Regions from separate parts of the Homo sapiens genome. Here region 1 is linked to region 2. A link is an interaction called in ENCODE POLR2A ChIA-PET data of the cell type or tissue named here. Cell type or tissue: MCF 10A. All regions are shown on one strand. Links, peaks and the distances in the headings refer to the core of each region. The heading gives the core; the rest is flanking DNA.

The links. Peaks named below come from ENCODE experiments on the same cell type or tissue, not always from the same donor. Only the 100,000 strongest peaks of a DNase experiment are listed, where the experiment ranks them.
Region 1: POLR2A ChIA-PET joins it to region 2 with 6 read pairs; 3 of 35 experiments call an interaction of 5 or more read pairs at or near these places.

What each region holds. Positions count from the first base shown.
Region 1 is chr6:87,414,374-87,418,776 of GRCh38, forward strand. It overlaps CFAP206 (cilia and flagella associated protein 206), which reads left to right. Exons shown (of 13, transcript NM_001031743.3): 5 at 1,313-1,501; 6 at 2,296-2,454; 7 at 3,835-4,043. Among named protein-coding and RNA genes, the nearest start is that of CFAP206, 8.6 kb to the left of the region's middle. In MCF 10A, for the core only: no CTCF peak of the experiment used is centred there; no DNase peak of the experiment used is centred there.
Region 2 is chr6:87,295,536-87,299,938 of GRCh38, forward strand. All of the region lies in intron 2 of GJB7 (gap junction protein beta 7), which reads right to left. It also overlaps the pseudogene HSPD1P10. Among named protein-coding and RNA genes, the nearest start is that of SMIM8, 25 kb to the right of the region's middle. In MCF 10A, for the core only: no CTCF peak of the experiment used is centred there; a DNase peak (open chromatin) is centred at 1,786.

The sequences.
Region 1 (4,403 bases), core at 230-4,229, 120 kb after region 2:
TGCAACCTCTGACTCCCATGTTGAAGCAATTCTCCCACCTCAGCCACCCGAGTAGCTGGGACTATAGGTGTGTGCCACCATGCCCAGCTAATTTTTGTATTCTTAGTAGAGACGGGATTTCACCATGTTGCCCAGGCTGGTGTCGAAATCCAGGCCTCAAGCGATCTGTCTACGCCTTAGACTCCCAAAGTGCTGGGATTATCAGTGTGAGCCACCATGCCTGGCTCATTATGTAAATAATTTAATGCATACATCAAAGACAAGTTGGAAACAAAAGAAAAAGGAAAATGTAATTCTCTATGGACTGCCTCTGCACCTGCTATATAAAACAAGTCTATTTCTCTATGGACTACCTCTACCTCTACTGTATAGTACAATCATTATTAACAATTTGGTGATGTTTCTCTTTGTTAGTTTCAGTTATGCTACCTATGTAAAAGTATATATCTTGCGTTTTTGCTTAATAGTGAAATTTTAAAGCAAGAAATAGTCATATAATTGATAAAATTTAACCTATAGATTTTTAAATTTGTTATTTAAACATATTTTTAATTTGCAAAAAGTTCTCAGTTGGTTTTGTGGCAAGGGTATAGGTATAAACTGTGCGTGGTGGATATGTTAATTATTGACCTTGTAATAGTAATATGGGTTGTCTTATAGAGTCATTGCAGAATTGTACTTGCAACAACTCAGGGAACATAGTGTCCTGCCAAAGTGAAGCCTGTCCCTCAGCATATCACAGGAGGAATGAGGAGGGATACAGTTCTCGATGCAACATCGTATTATCAATAATGCTTTTCAGAGGAAATTTATCTAGAACTGAAATAAAAATACACGTAACCGAAAGGAACATATATACTACATATATATTTCTGCTACTATATATGCTTATGTATAGTATACTACATGTGCTTACATATAGCATAAATATATAATATGTATATATTTATTTTTTCATATAGTATTAAAATTAAAATATATAATATATATTTTGTAGAAATGGTCTTCTTTATTTTCTGCTTAATTGGGAGGTTTTAGCCTTTTCTGATATCTCCTGTTTAGTTTGGCTGTTTAAAGTCTTAGGTGTTTTGACAAAGTATTCCATTTAAGTCACTGTAATAAATCTTCCCTCCTGGATTTTTGTCTTGAGGCTACATGCTGGCCACTGTTTTTTATTTCATTATTACAGCTTAAGAAATTACTTGTTTTCCTGAAGTAGAATTGCCATATCCAATCCAGTTTTTCTCTAGTTCTTACGTAAGAAGAATTCTAAAAATTAAATATATAGAACATTGTTATTTGGCAATTTTAGTGGAATTTCTCGAAGAACATCACCGGGTCCTAGAGTCTAGATTAGGCTCTGTTACCCGAGAAATTACAGATAACAGAGCATGTGCTAAAGAAGAATTGGAAAGCCTCTACCGGAAGATTATCAGCTATGTGTTACTCCGCTCTGGCCTTGGATCCCCTACAGACATCAAGACTGTCAGAGAGGTAACAGGTAAAAAGTATAACCAATTTCCATTTCATAAGTGAAAATATATGGTCATTGTATTTTATAAAACATGTTAAATTAGAAGTGTTAAAGATTGAAGTTCCCTTTTTATCTGAAAAAAAAAAAAAAATCAGCACAAATGAGTTAAAATGTACCCAGTCTCCTTTTACACTGTGTATCCATTCTAAAACTCAAGTAGCACCTCTAGAAAGTGAAATATTGCTAATTTTCCTAGAGCTGTACATATCTAGGCACCTATTACACCCCATTAGAGAAACATTGATAGTAGGATTGAGGGTACCAGGCTGATTGAGTAAATGGAAAAGCTGAAAACGGATATTTCATATTGATGAAAGAAATTGAGTCTGTCATTTAAAATGGGTGATGGAATGGGGCACCATTTTATCCTTAGGAAGTCTTTGCCCTCTTTCATCCTTTAAAATGAGGAATAGGAAAAATGTCTAGCTCTCCTATGGCTTTCTTCCATAATTATTTTAAAGCATCCATTTTTTGGCTCAGATCCCTAATTAGAAAGCTTGTTTTCATGCCCATTGCCAAAAAGTTACTGCTGGATGCTTAATTATTAAAAATGGACATGAGGCAATGGCATAACTCTCAGTAATCCAGCTTTGATGCGTGATAAGTTTTATTATGTATCCTATAATCAGGTATCAGTAATTTAAAGAATCATATAAGTAACTCAGACCCTTAACTTGCTGCTAAAGAAAAACGTTATTTAACGTCTGATATCTTTATTCTATCATTTTGTTTTCCTTTTTTTTTTTTCTGGTTTATTTTAGCTGCTCTACAGAGTGTTTTTCCTCAGGCAGAGCTTGGGACATTTCTAACTCTTTCTAAGAAGGACAAAGAACGCCAGCTGAAAGAACTCACCATGATTGTTACTGGAATTCGTTTATTTAACAGAGACTGTGGAAAAGGAGGAGAAGGCATTGATGATTGTAGGTATATCATTAGATTAATTCTAAAGGTTATGTATGTTTAAAATTTAACTTGCACAGTGAGGAAAATAATAAACAACACACCACTGGCATTCTTAAATTTAAGATTTGCATTTTTTACTGTTTCCTTAAGAATAACTACTGTTTATAATGTGTAGTGATTTTTACTTTTGCTGGGGCAAGACTTTACATTTTATGTACCATGAAGCTAGTAGGAGAAAGTGAATCAGTGAAAGCAATGAAGGGTCCTGCTCAAAGCTAACCTCCCAGTTCAGCAGGGCTTTGTGTTCATTACTGCAAGTCCGTAACCAAAAGGGAGTACAATTTAGTTATTTAAAAAATAAAAATCTTCCTGAAAACAGTTCCTGGTGCAGTTAATGGAATGAAAAGATCCACGAGGAGATATTTCAAATCTCTAAATTCGGGGGCATTTACTTTGTGGTTATATACTTAATGCATTCTTTATAAGTTTGAAAGTACTTATGAAATATTTAATGAAGTACCTACCAGTAGAAGTAACTTCCTTATGAAATTTGGTACTCCTGTAGGCCCACTGATAAGGTGTTAGTGTCTTTCACCAAATCACTAATCTAGTATAAAAGGGTAATTTTTTCTATTTTAAAAACTGTTCTAAAAAGTCAAATTTCCATTTTCATAAATGACCCTCCCTTGCTAGACTATTCTGTCATTTTTCACCATCCAGATGAGTTTCTTAACAAACGTTCCTTTTTTTTTTTTTTTTAATAACTAGAAAAGAAGATATACAAAAGGAAGGGTCAGTGGCTTTTCTGGAAGCACATGGTTAACAACACATAATACCAAACTCTGCCTATTCTCTGAACTCTTCTATATTTAGTGGCAAAAGCTGACCTACTGTAACTGGGTTATCATTCTGTTAATATCTTTTGTTTGAACTTGTTTTAGATTCTTTTTTTTTTTTTTTTTGAGATGGAGTTTCGTTCTTGTCGCCCAGATTGGAGTGCAGTGGCGCGATCTCGGCTTACTGCAACCTCCGCCTCCCGGGTTCAAGTGATTCTCCTGTGCTGGGATTACAGGCATGCGCCACCACGCTCAGCTAATTTTTGTGTTTTTAGTAGAGACGGGGTTTCACCATGTTGGCCAGGATGGTCTCAATCTCTTGACCTCGTGATCCGCCCGCCTCGGCCTCCCAAAGTGCTAGGATTACAGGTGTGAGCCACCACCCCCGGCCTAGATTTTCTTTATGTTGTGGGACCCAGGAAACACATGCCTCATTATTACTAATTTGATTGGGGAGAAAAACCCTAACTTAATGTTTAAAATGTAACTACTTTCTAGGCTTCTTCTCCTTAATTGTTTTTAGTCTCCTTTATGGCTGCCTTTTCATACTCTTACAAACAGTGCCAGCTGTTCTCCATGTAGCAATCCCAGCCACCATGCAGCATATTGATTACCAGCTTGAGACTGCCCGGAGCCAGGTATACCGCTACACAGCCATCCTTGAGAAGGCAGCCAACGACCCACTCATGAGGGCTGAACTTCAGCCATATATGTTAAAAGAAGCGCTATATAATATACGACAATATGAGGTCTTCCTTCAGATCATTTTGGTGAGTTAAGTTCATAAGACCTGACCTTTTCTATATAATGCAATCTCTTTATATAAGGCCACATCAGGTAGAACCAGGTCACTAATTAAGGAGAAAACCTCAGTAACTGCTCGGTTTATATTGCTTTGGTAGAGTTAGGAATCAAAATAGAAACAGAAAAGTTGGGTTTTGATTTTAATGAAAATATTTTGGTAGAAGTTGAATTTGTATTTTTTCATTGGTACTTGATAATATGATTGTTAGCATGCTGTAGTTAAACAGTGGTGTATATGTAAGTAATACTATGTTTATTTTAGTTCAGAGCAAGTATGTAACATTGTTTGGCAGGTAGTTGCCTTTCAAATAATTTTTGTGTAATTA
Region 2 (4,403 bases), core at 265-4,264:
GGGAAATACTCTGTGGGTACAGAATATCTGAGGGGCATAGAAATGGTCACATTTTAGCACCATTTCTATATCTGAAGTGAGTTTTCAACCTTTTTCAAATGAAAATGTGAGTCTTGATCTCTTGATTTTAATCACAGTTCATTGCTGCCTGGCAATCTAGTGGCATGAAGGACGTTGCCCCACACCATGGCTGACCGTCAGCAGAGCCACCGCTCTGGTCCCAGCCAGATACCCTGTCTCCTCCCAGAAATTGAAGGGCTCATATTTTCAATATTTGCACTTAAAGCATTAAATATGTTCTAAGCAATTTCCATGTCCAAGAAATGTTTTGAGATCTTATTTTTCCTAAGAAAGAAGAACTCACATATTACCTAACATCAATTTAGCTACCACTGCCTCAGACCTTTCAGGGTTTGACAGGGCTTTAAGTTGATGATGGCATGTGCCTCCAGCCCTAATTAGTTTTCTGGTTGTTGAGTCAACAAATGAAAAGCCATATTTCACTCTTCAGCGTTTTGTGGATCTTAAGAAAACAAGTGTGCAGTATCAGAAAACATTTAGAGCCAACTAATGTATTTGCTGTATATACAGTACAATAGTGACTATAGTCAGGTGACAGATAAATCTAGGATTTTATCTTGCTCCTTCCTTATTTGAATTTGCTTAAGAAAAACTGTGTGTGCACAGGGATGTTAATGCAGGTGTTGGGAAACAAACAAAAAATTGATCTCCACCAACTTTTGCCAAATAAACAATTCTTAACCACTTTCACACATACCCCCAAGAAGAATCCTATTTTAAGAGTTAAATTTTATATAGAGACATAAACACAGGCAATAGAATCCTATTCTAGAAAATTTATATAAATCCTTATACTTTAAATGTACCCTGTAGATTAATATATGAAACATAAATATGGACATAAGTAATGATCTCCCATCTAGAGTGATTGGAATAGACTCATTGCAACTATATCTTCATTATGTCCTCAGGAATTGTTGCCCTAATTATCTGGCAATAATGTGAAGGTATTGGGTAACAGCGTCTGACAGGTAATAGGTATTTAATGAATGTTAGTTCAATTTAAGGTTAAAGAGGAAAAGTATAAATAATATTACAAGTGTGTTGGACTGAAGACTTGGAGGGAAAGAGAGAAAGGATTTGGGGAATAACTATTACTCTTTTGTTCCTCCTCTTGGGAAGTCCTATTGACATGAGACTATTAGGGGAAGGGGGTTGATGTGGTACTGAATCTCTCCAAGATCGTATGTATGAATTTATATAAAGGGAAAAGACCTAGCCATCTTTTCTTGGTCTATGATTATTTCAGAGCCGACATTCTAAATTAGCCAACTCTTTGCAGGGGCTGATCTTTAATAATATTTAAATACAAGGTAGATTTACCCTGAAGCTAATGAAGTTTAAGCTTCATGGCCCCTGTCAGGCCCTGGGAAGGGCCTGGGCAGTATGTTCTCATAGTAACATGTTTCTGTAAAATCTGCAAATACATTTTAACCATAATCAGTCAAAACAGCTGTCTCTTTCTACTGTAATTTTTCCTTCATTGCACTTCCCCTCCTGTTAGATAGAGTTGGAGTGGCCACAGGACCCAACGAAGGGTTTGGGTAAGCTAATTTGGGCTTAGTTTTGATTTAGTGAGGTGTATTTATGTGGTTCACATTCAATCATATTTACAGTTAATTTATGGCTATGTGTTATGGTATAGGGGTAGCTTCCAAGAATCATACTACCTCCCACTGTGCTGACTCACCCAATGTTGTAACCAAAGGAGCAGAGATCAATGTCTCATTGCAATTTGGATGTGTCCAGTGATACCCAGCATCAAAAGAATGTGAGTTTGGAAGAGAAATATATCAAGGCAGATTTTAGTCTGTGGAAAAATCTTCCAAATATGGAGAAACTTAATGGAAGTTTTCCACAAATTGATCATTCCCAGTGTAAATATTATTAGTAAAAAGTAATCAGAAAAAAGAATATAAAATTAAAAATTGTTAATAATAAAAAGCACATTTTAAACAACTACACTAGAGAAATGACTGAATTATCTTTGTTGATTCTCTAGAGAAAATTTAACCAAGTTACTGTCACATGAAAAGGCAATTGAATATACAGAAAATAAAAGCTCCTTAAGGAATTTAGTCTAGTAGATTATAGAAACATTTCTAGGCTTCCACAAATGATTACAGTGTCATGAGGCAGGAGCTTCTAGTAGGATGAGCACTGAGTTAGTGGTGCTCCTCACTCCACCTGGACAGGCAGGGTCAGGGCAAATGAGGAGACTGGGTTTGAGGACTTAAAGATTTTGTAGAAACAGTTCACTTGACCCTAGAATGCAGGGCCATCTTTCTCTTTGGTTTTCTTATGATGATCCTCCAGAGAAGGGCTTGTCTTGGACAAGGCAAGGAGATAAAGAGTGTTTGAACAACTCTGTCACCAGAATTAAAGAGGTTTGATCAATCAAAAGTAAGTAAAAGTGTTCTGGTCCTTGAAAGCAGGTATTGGCTGGAGTCAGAGACAGAATCAAAGGGAATGGAGGGCTCTCCTCCTATTGGCTATGACAGATTTGTGGCCAATCAATCCTCTAGCTGAGAACAACTAGAATGGCTAATATAACTAAAAAACAAAACAAAGTTAAATTGTCTGAAGGCATCAGAGAGCCACCAGTGTAACTGGGGATTGTGGAACCAAGATCACTGAGAGAAAGAAAATTCACTGAAGCCAACCCAACATTCACCTTCTCTATTTCCCTTAGGTTTTCACTGATATAGAAGCAGCACAGGCCAAGAAGTGGAGAACCAAGAGGAAAGTGAATACTGTCAGGTTGAGGACTGAAGTTGAGCTATTGGCATATCTTGGTGCTAGTGAGTTAAAATTAGTCTTCAGTGTTTGCCAACGTAAAGAAGTCCTGGTACATACCCCAGAATTTCAGTAAGGCAAATAAGAAATGAAAGGGCTGAAATCCAACTCTAAATCACATGGAGTCCTTATCTGATGAAGATGATATGTTCCTACTCTGTGTCTCAGAAGCTAAAAACAAAACAAAACAAAAAAATACTTCTCAAGAGGAAAACAGCATTATCTAGAAAGAACTAACTTCTATAGTGTAAAATGCATAATTTCAGCCATTTAATCAAAACCATGGAAATGGGCTCGCCCCTCACTCGCCACTGACGACCTGTCTCACCGCACCCACGCCTCGCTGCCATCCGACAGAAATGCTTCAATTACCCACAGTCTTGCCAGATGAGACCGGTGTCCAGGGTACTAGCCCCTTATCTCACAGGATTTTGCCAAAGATGTAAAATTTGGTGCAGATTCCCAAGCCTTACTGCTTCAGGGTGTAGACTTTTTAGCAGATGCTGTAGCTGTTACAATAGGGCCAAAAACAATGATTGATCAACTGGGGAAGTTCTAAAGTAACAAAAGATGGTGTGACTGTTCCAAAGTCAATTGATGTAAAGGATAAACATAAAAATATTGGAGTTAAACTTGTTCAAGATGTTGCTAATAACACAAATGAAGAAGCTGGGGAGGCCATCACCAGTGCTATTGTACTGCCATGCTCTTTTGCCAAGAAAGGCTTTGAAAAGATTAGCAAAAGTGCTAATCCTGTGGAAATCAGAAGTGTGATGTTAGCTGTTGATGTTATAATTGCTGAACTTAAGAAGCTGTCTGAACCATGACAACCCCTGGAGAAATTGCTCAGGTTGCTACGATTTCTGCAAATGGAGACAAAGAAATTGTCAACATCATTTCTGATGCAAATAAATTTGGAAGAAAGGGTGTCCTCACAGTAAAGGATGGAAAAACACTGAATGATGAATTAGAAATTATTAAAGGCATAAAGTTTGATTGAGGCTATATTTCTCCATACTTTATTAATACGTCAAAAGGTTAGAAATGTGAATTCCAGGATGCCTATGTTGTATTGAATGAAATGAAAATTTCTAGTGTCCAGACCACTGTACCTGCTCTTTAAATTGCCAATCCTCACTGTAAGTCCTTGGTCATAATTGCTGAAGATATTGATAGAGAAGCTCGAAGTACATTCATTTTTAATAGGCTAAAAGTTGGTCTTCAGATCATAGCAGTCAAAGCTCCAGATTTTGGTGACAACAGAAAGAACCAACGTGAAGATACAGCTATTGCTACTGGTGGTCTGGTGTTTAGTGAAGAGGGGTTAGCCCTAAATTTTGAAGCTATTTAGCCTCGTAACTTAGAAAAAGTTGGAGAGGTCATTTTGACCAAATATGATGCTATGCTTTTAAAAGGAAAATGTTTTTCCTTTTAAGGCTCAAATTGAAAAATATATTCAAGAAATCGTTGAGCAGTTAGATGTTACAACTAGTGAATATGAAAAGGAAAAACTGAATGTATGTCTG